2 separate regions of the Homo sapiens genome follow, and region 2 is linked to region 1. A link is an interaction called in ENCODE POLR2A ChIA-PET data of the cell type or tissue named here. Cell type or tissue: A673. All regions are shown on one strand. Each heading gives the region's core, and the rest is flanking DNA. Links, peaks and the distances in the headings are about the cores only. Region 1 overlaps HARBI1 (harbinger transposase derived 1). Region 2 has its middle 8.6 kb from the start of DGKZ.

The links. ChIA-PET counts read pairs that join two places held together with the same protein. Peaks named below come from ENCODE experiments on the same cell type or tissue, not always from the same donor. Only the 100,000 strongest peaks of a DNase experiment are listed, where the experiment ranks them.
Region 2: POLR2A ChIA-PET joins it to region 1 with 11 read pairs; 6 of 35 experiments call an interaction of 5 or more read pairs at or near these places.

What each region holds. Positions count from the first base shown.
Region 1 is chr11:46,611,011-46,615,397 of GRCh38, reverse strand. The region is part of intron 2 of HARBI1 (harbinger transposase derived 1); the gene reads left to right. Among named protein-coding and RNA genes, the nearest start is that of HARBI1, 4.0 kb to the left of the region's middle. In A673, for the core only: no CTCF peak of the experiment used is centred there; no DNase peak of the experiment used is centred there.
Region 2 is chr11:46,336,720-46,341,106 of GRCh38, reverse strand. It overlaps a transcript of DGKZ not described here. Among named protein-coding and RNA genes, the nearest start is that of DGKZ, 8.6 kb to the left of the region's middle. RefSeq lists enhancers at 1,239-1,968, 4,159-4,387. In A673, for the core only: no CTCF peak of the experiment used is centred there; a DNase peak (open chromatin) is centred at 1,936; H3K27ac peaks cover 2,153 bases.

The DNA of each region.
Region 1 (4,387 bases), core at 230-4,229:
AAAAATACAAAAATTGGGCATGGTGGCAGGCGCCTGTAGTTCCAGCTACTCGGGAGGCTGAGGCAGGACAATCGCTTGAACCCAGAAGGCAGAGGTTGCAGTGAGCCGAGATGGCGCCATTGCACCCCCACCTGGGCAACAGAGCAAAAACTCCATCTCAAAAAAAAAAAAAGAAAGAAAGAAAAGGGACCGCACGTGTAGCTCATGCCTGTTATCCTAGCACTTTGGGAGGCCGAGGCAGGCAGATCACCTGAGGTTGGGAGTTTAAGACCAGCCTGACCAACATGGAGAAACCCCGTCTATACTAAAAATACAAAATTAGCCGGGCGTAGTAGCGCATGCCTGCAATCCCAGCTACTCGGGAGGCTGAGGCAGGAGAATCGCTTGAACCCGGGAGGCGGAGGTTGCGGTTAGCCAAGATCGCGCCAGTGCACTCTAGCCTGGGCAACAAGAGCAAAACTCCATCTCAAAAAAAAGAAAAAGAAAAATTATGTAGTGGAGTAGAATGAGATATGGCAGTCTGTAGAGCTGAGTCTCAGTCCTGTCAGTTTTTTATGAGACCTCAGGTGAGAATTTTCTTAGCCTTAATTTTTAAAAAATCAACATTTAATAGACATTATTAAAACTTTAAAGCATACTGTTAGAGCCAGCACAGTGGCACGTACTAGTACAACTGGTAATTGTAATTCCAACTATCTGGGAGGCTAAGGCAAGAGGATCACTTGAGCCTGGACCTTGAGACCAGCCTGAGCAAGATAGCAAGACCCTGTCTCCAAAACAATTAAACTTTTTTTTCTTATTTTATTTTTATTTTTTTTATTTTGTGTAGAGGCAGAGTCTCACTATGTTGACCAGACTAGTCTTGAGCTCCTGGCCTCAAGCTATCCTCCCATCTGAGCCTCCCAAAGCTCTGGGAATATGGCTGTAAGCCACCACACCAACGTAAAAAAAAATTATTATTATTATTATTATTGAGACAGAGTTTTGCTCTTTTTGCCCAGGCTGGAGTGCAATGGTGCGATCTTGGCTCACTGCAACCTCCGCCTCCCAGGTTCAAGCAATTCTGCCTCAGCCTCCTGAGTAGCTGGGATTATAGGCATGCGCCACTATGCCCAGCTAATTTTGTATTTTTAGTAGAGACGGGGTTTCACCATGTTGGTCAGGCTGCTCTCGAACTCCCAACCTCAGTTGATCTGCCCATCTCAGCCTCCCAAAGTGCTGGGATTACAGGCGTGAGCCACCATGCCCAGCCTATATATATATATATATTAATAAATGTATTTTATGTTATTTCACCCAGCTCTTCTACTCCTAAGAATTTATCTTACAGGTATATATTTATACATATGCAAAACAAAATTGCATACAAGAATTTTTATTGCAAACAATAGCTGCAGCAACAAAAACAACCTTATAAAAACAATCCTGTCTGGGTGCGGTGGCTCCTGCCCGTAATCCCAGCACTTTGGGAAGTCAAGGTGAGAGGGTCACTTGAATCCAGGAGCTCGAGATTAGCCTGGGCAACAAAGCGAGACAATGTCTCTCAGAAAAGTAATAATAATATAAATAAGCAAACAAATAAATGAAACAATCCCCTGAAATAAAGCCAAAATACTGCTGGGTGCGGTAGCTCACGACTGTAATCCCAGCACTGTGTGAGGCCATGGAGGGTGTATCACCTGAGGTCAGGCGTTCAAGACCAGCCTGTCCAACATAGTGAAACCCCGCCTCTACTGAAAATACAAAAATTATCAGGGCATGGTGGTGCGCGCCTATAATCCCAGCTACTTGGGAGGCTGAGGTAGGAGAATCGATTGAACCTGGGAGGTGGAGGTTGCAGTGAGCCAAGATCGTGCCACTGCACTCCAGCCTGGGCAACAGAGGGAGACTCTGTCTCAAAAAAAAAAAAAAAAAAAAAGCCAACATACTTATCAGGACTGTCCAGAATTGTTTAAGTATTGTACATCCATACAATTGAGCCTTAATTTTTATCTGGCTCTGCTAATCATCTGTAAAATGATTAATCTGACACCAACCACAGTAATATCTATTGTGGGGATTAGGTAATATATATGAAAGTTACCTATGAAGTATTGTATAGATATTCAAATGTGGCCAGTTGTGGTGGCTCACGCCTATAATCTCAGCACTTCAGGAGACCAAGGCGGTGGATCACCTGAGGTCAAGAGTTGGAGTTCAAAACCAGCCTGGCCGACATGGTCAAACCCCTTCTCTACTAAAAACACAAAATTTAGCTGGACATGGTGGCGCATGCCTGTAGTCCCATCTACTTGGGAAGCTGAGGCAGGAGAATTGCTTGAGCCTGGGAGGCAGAGGTTGCAGTGAGCTGAGATCACACTACTGCACTCCAGCCTGGGCGATGGAGCAAGACTCCATCTCAAAAAAAAAAAAAAAAAAAAAAAAAAATCCGGGTGTGGTGGCTCATGCCTATAATCCCAGCACTTTTGGAGGCCAAGGCAAGCGGATCACCTGATGTCAGGAGTTCAAGACCAGCCTGGCCAACGTGGTGAAACCCCTTATCTACTAAAAATACAAAAAATTAGCTGGGCGTGGTGGCAGGCACCTATAATCTCAGCTACTTGGGAGGCTGAGGCAGGCGAATTGCTTGAACCCGGGAGGCAGAGGTTGCAGTGAGTCGAGATCGCACCATTGCACTCCAGCCTGGGCAACAAGAACGAAACTCTGTCTCAAAAAAAAAAAAAAAAAATTATTTTTGCATTGTTGATTGTCACTGTGATATCTGCATAAAAATGATAGTAGACAATGCATGTACACAATTCTTATTGTAGCAACTCACTTCACAGATCTGCCCGAGTTCCATTGGAAAGACTGGCTTACTGTTATGAGTAGAACAAGAATCTATTCAACATTCAGCAGTGTGAACCAAGGTGACTGTACAGCTCTGAGGAGTGCAGTTAGCAGTGATAAAACCCTTGAATCCAGCAGCTTAGTTTTTTGTTTTTTGGGTTTGTTTTTTTTTTAATGTGCTACTTTTATATGAGCATCAGGACAAGGGTTATCTTGTATACAACATATAAGAGATGAAAGCTACGTTAAGGATTAGAAGACTTCTCTAACTTTTGTTTTTTTGAGATTGGGTCTTGTTATGTTGCCCAGGCTGGTCTCAAGCAATCCTCTGGCCTCAGCCCAGGCTCATAATACCAGTAGCTGGTATCACAGACATACACCACCACACCCAGCTAATCACTACCACTAATCATATCTGCACTGCACATGCTCATTGCACAGTGCTTGTTGTGAGTTGATGCTCAGGAAATACTTCTCTTTAACATGTTTACTAGCACTTTAAAGAGAAACCTCCTGTGTTCCAAGTGGGCAAAGACTACACTGATGGGTGTAGAGCTGCCAGGGTACCACGTGTAATATCCTGGAGCTTACTGAGTTTCTTGATTGTTGCTTCTCCGTACTATTTTTAGTGCACCACCTTCTTGCTACTCTACTGGACCTTTATCTTAAACACACCTTTTGCCTATTTTGAGCTTTCAAATTTTATTTTCATACAACTCACACCAAGAAGTGTGGGAAAGTAGATTTTGCAATTGTTTCATCTGGCCATTTCTTCTGTAGCTGTGGGAGTACTTGGGTTCCAAGCTGATTTCTTATGAATCTCTTCACTTTGGTTCCCCCCACCTTTTTTTTTTTTTTGTCACGGGGTCTCACTCTGTCACCCAGGCTGGAGTGCAGTGGTGTGATTATGACTCACTGCAGCCTTGACCTCCTGGGCTCAATTGATCCTCCTACCTCAGCCTACCGAGTAGCTGGGACTACAGATGCACACCACCATGCTGGGCTAATTTTTGTATTTTTGGTAAAGCTGGCGTTTTGTCATGCTGCCCAGGCTGGTCTCGAACCCCTAGGCTCAAGCAGTTAGCCCACCTTGTACTCCCAAATTGCTGGAATTACAGGCATGAGCTACTGCACCCTGCCCGGTTCCCTAACTATTAAGCCAGCTAAAACTTAGCCCTTAAAATTTGACAGGCAATATTGTAAGCATTTTGCATCAATTATATCACTTAATGCTTATAAAAACTCTTTAAGAGTTAAATAATAGCCGGGCACGGTGGCTCACGCCTGTAATCCCAGCACTTTGGGAGGCCGAGGTGGGCGGATCACGAGGTCAGGAGATCCAGACCATCCTGGCTAACACAGTGAAACCTCATCTCTACTAAAAATACAAAACATAAGCCAGGCGTGGTGGCAGGCGCCTGTAGTCCCAGCTACTCCGGAGGCTGAGGCAGGAGAATGGCGTGAACCCGGGAGGTGGAGTTTGCAGTGAGCCGAGATCACGCCACTGCACTCCAGCCTGGGAGACAGAGCAAGACTCTGTCTCAAAAAAAAAAAAAAA
Region 2 (4,387 bases), core at 72-4,071, 270 kb after region 1:
GCATGATCTCAGCTCACTGCAACCTCCGCCTCTCAGGTTCAAGCGATTCTCCTGCCTCAGCCTCCTAAGTAGCTGGGATTACAAGTATGTCCCACCACACCTGGCAATTTTTGTATTTTTAGTAGAGACAGGGTTTCGCCATGTTGCCCAGGCTGGTCTCATACTCCTGGCCTCAAGTGATTGGCCCGCCCTGGCCTTCCAACATTCTGGGATTACAGGCGTGAGCCACCATGCCTGTCCTACAAGGATTTTGAAGTTTAAGTGCATGCCTCCCCATTAGCTATGCCTGTGATCTGGGCACCTGCTGAAGCCTTTGGGAGCAACCCAGAGCCTGGGATCACCTGCTGATCACTGGCCCCTGCTGAAGTGCTGGGCCTCTGCCCCCACAGAGGAGACAGATGTGTCTGAGCTGGGTTGCAGGTGCTGCTGGCTAGTGACAGATGGACATTTGACTAGGTTCCTTTTGGGTAGCTTCACGAAAGTCATGAGCAGGAGGAAACCTGGAGGAGGGGCTGGAGACCCTCTCCTGCTGAGGCAAGAGAGCTGCAGGCACAGCACTGGCGGCCCAGCAGCCAAAGGTGGTCCTTCAAACCACCATGTCTCTTGAAAGCTGTCCTTTGGCACCTCCCAATTTCCTGGATTGGAGGTGAGAGAGGAGCCTGCACAGCTCTCCCCTTAGTCTGGGTCAGCTGCATCTGCTCAAAAGTTTCCATCTGTCCCCACCCTGGACTACACCAAGCCCCCACGACACGGTCAGTGTGTCTCCTGCCTTCCAAGCCTCCCACTCACATCTGTAGGGTCATAAGCCCTGATTGCATAGCTACCTTTCAGCCCCCTTACTACCTATCCTATTACCACACCCAGAGATATGTACACTTTGTACAGAGCCAAAAGCAAGATCCTCAAGGATGAAAGTCTAGGCCTTTGCAAGCCTGACAGAGTAAAAAGGGCTTTGGAGAGAAACAGATCTCAGTCTGGATCCTGGCTCCACCAGTTACTGGCTCTGTGATCTCAACACATTGCTTAACTTCTGCCAACCTTAGCTCCTCATTTGTAAGCTGCGGCCCAGTGGCCTCCAAAGCACTGCCTACTCTGCAATCTCTGATTAGCCTTTTCCAGGCATCTATAGGCCGAGAGCCCTTGTCAGTCACACTGGAGCCCTGCAGAAGCCTAGAGTCCAGTCCCAGTTCCTTCCCCACCCTCTTTGTATGTCATTGAAGAGAGGTTTTCTCCAGTTGGTACTAACCCTTGTCCCTGGCACCCTGGACCTTGGAGGGGCCTTTCTGAAAACTCTGAAAGGCACCAACTGAGGCAAAAATGAGACTCCACTCCAGGCTTCCCCATGCTTGGCCCACAGGCCACCATCTCAGCAGGCCACCAAATAAGTTCTTCAAATGCCATTGATCAAACTGGCCTTCCCAGGTTCCCTCCAAAATGCCCAAGTGGCTGTGCCCCTTGGTGCGGGGACTGGGGGACATGGGCTGCTGGGGGCACGTCCCAAGCTCCTTGTGCCAAAATGAGGTCAGATAAGACCCTCTCCTGGGATCCCGATCCCTGCACGTTGGCCTCTGGGACAGTGTGGCACTGCCCTCTCTGGCCTTTGACTCACTGATCAGCAAGAACTGCAGGTCCCTGAGGGGAGGGAAGGAGTTCCGGGCTGGGCCTGGGCCCCGCCCTTTTCAAAGGAAAGAAAATTGATGGACCCCAGGCTTCCTCTGGCCGTGGTCCCCTCCCCCTGCTCAGCTCAGCTCTCTGCCCCTGGTTTTGCATTGTTAATTCAGGACAGAATGTGATCTCTGGCAGCTCCTTGCTTTATCCTGTTGCTATTTAAATTACAAATCGGCCCCATCTCCCTGTCACTCTTGGGTTATTTTTAGCTTCTGGTAAATAGCCGCAGGGAGAGTTGGATCAGGTGCCCCTCCCTTGAGGAGTCGTGGACCCGCAGCAGCGTGCCCACGGCAGGGGGCATCCTCATCTGCCAGTTGGTGCCCAGTCCCTGCCCCCAGCCCCTCTGCAGGGGTGGAGAAGGGGGAGGACCGTAGGCTGGGACATGCGCGCATGCTCAGCCTTGCTTTTAGTCTCTGTTAAACTTTACCACCCCTGGGTCCCACCACCATCTGTGGCTCGGGGCCAGCCTCCATCTCCACACCTTACAGGGCCTCTGGAACCCACGGAGGGGTCCAGCTACACAGGACAAAAGCTCTAACTTGTTTTACCCGTGCTCTGAGTCAGGAAGTTGACATCTGGTATCTTCTTGAATCTTCCCAGCCACATTCTTGATAAGGTATCATCGCTCGCATTTTCCGTGTGAGGAAACAGGGTCAGAAGTGAAAGCCTCTTACCCAACTAGGAAGGGGCAGGGCTGGAATTGGAGCCCAGGTCTCTCTGACCCAGAAGGATGCACGGGCATTGCATGACCTCTCTTGGTGGGATGCATGTGCCACGGAGCCCCCCGCCACCATGCTCAGGTTCATTCCGATGCCTCAGTTCTTGTTTCCCATGAGCTTGTCCTGTCCCATCTACTGGATCGGGGCCACATCCAGCCTGCTGCTTGTTTTTGTAGGGCCCAGGAGCTAAGAGTGCTTTTTTTTTTTTTTTTTTTTTTTTTTTTGAGATGGAGTTTTGCTCTGTTGCCCAGGCTGGAGTGCAGTGGCGCGATGTTGGCTTACTGCAACCTTTGCCTACCGGGTTCAAGCGATTCTCCTGCCTCAGCCTCCCGAGTATCTTGGGTAACAGGCACCCACCATCACGCCTGGCTAATTTTTGTATTTTTAGTAGAGGTGGGATTTAACCACGTTGGCCAGGCTGGCCTCGAACTCCTGAGCTAGGTGATCCACCTGCCTCAGCCTCCCAAAGTGCGGAGATTACAGGCGTGAGCCACCACGCCCGGCAAGAATGCTTTTTAAGTTTTTAAATGAGTGGGAAAAAGCAAAAGAATGGTATTGCGTTGCTGAAATTCTATGAAATGTTAAGTTCAGTGTCTATGAATAAAGTTTTAGCAGAACCCTGGCGCTTCTTCACTTACACGTTGTCTATGACTGCTTTTGCACCACAATGGCAGAGTCGAGTGCCCTGCAAAGCCTAAAGTATTTACTGTCTCACCCTGTATGGGGGTCACACTTTTGTTAAGGGAAGGGACTGTTTCCCATATTTCCATCTCAGGTAATGCTTGGCCCACACCCAGGACACCAGGTACAGGCACTGGTTCTTCCTAGAGGCCCTTCTGGGGCCAAAACAGAACTCAGCACAGGGAAGCCCTCCGCCAGCCACATCCCAGTGAGTCATCTCACATTGGACACCCCCTCCCTCCATTTTTTTTTTTGTTTGTTTGTTTCCTGCCCTGCCCTTTTCTCTTTTTCCTTCGGCTTCTTCACAGGCAAAACCAGTGGTTTCCAAACCTGCTCCACTGTCAAAATTACCTGGGAGAGGTTTTTAGCATGGAGGCGTCCAGGCCCAACCCTATACACCTGTAGCAAGACCTCTAGGGAGAGGGCTTTAGAATCCATTTTAAGGCTGGGCGCGGTGGCTTATGCCTGTAATCCCAGAACTTTGGGAGGCCGAGGTGGATGGATCACCTGAGGTCAGGAGTTTGAGAACAGCCTGGCCAACATGGCGAAACCCCGTCTCTACTAAAAATACAAAAATTAGCCCGGCGTGGTGGTGGGCGCCTGTAGTCCCAGCTACTTGGCAGGCTGAGGCAGGAGAATTGCTTGAACCCGGGAGGTGGCAGTTGCAGTGAACCAAGATCACGCCATTGCACTTCAGCCTGGGCGACAGAGTGAGACTCTGTCTCAAAAAAAAAAAAAAAAAAAAAAAAAAGAACCCATTTAAAAAGAGACCCCCAGGTGATCCAGTTTGGAAGCCACTGAGTTTAACTCTGGAATTGCAAATCCTGCATCTTTGAACTGATCTTTTTAGACCAAGCCCTGCATCCCTTGCCCCACTCTGGCTTTACCTAGCTGGAGCCTGCTCTCCCATGGTCTCTTGAGCCCAACCCTGATCATTTACGCTGAGAGTGACTTTTCCTTTCCCCCAGATGGAGATGCAAGATCTCAGGCACTACTGCCTTGCCCCCCACTTTTTTTAGAGACAGGATCTCACTCTATCTCCCAGCCTCGAGTGCAGTGGCGCAATTGTGGCTCACCGCAGCCTCGAATTCTTGTGCTTAAGCAATCCTCCCACCTCAACATTCTGAGTAGCTGGGACTACAGACGCATGCAACCACGCCCAGCTAATTTTAACAAAATCTGTAGAGGCCAGGAGCAGTGGGTCATGCTTGTGACCCCAGCACTTTGGGAGGCCAAGATGGGCGATCGCTTGAGCCCAGGAGTTCGAGACCAGCCTGGCAACACGGCGAAACCCCATCCCTACAAAAAATACCAAAAAT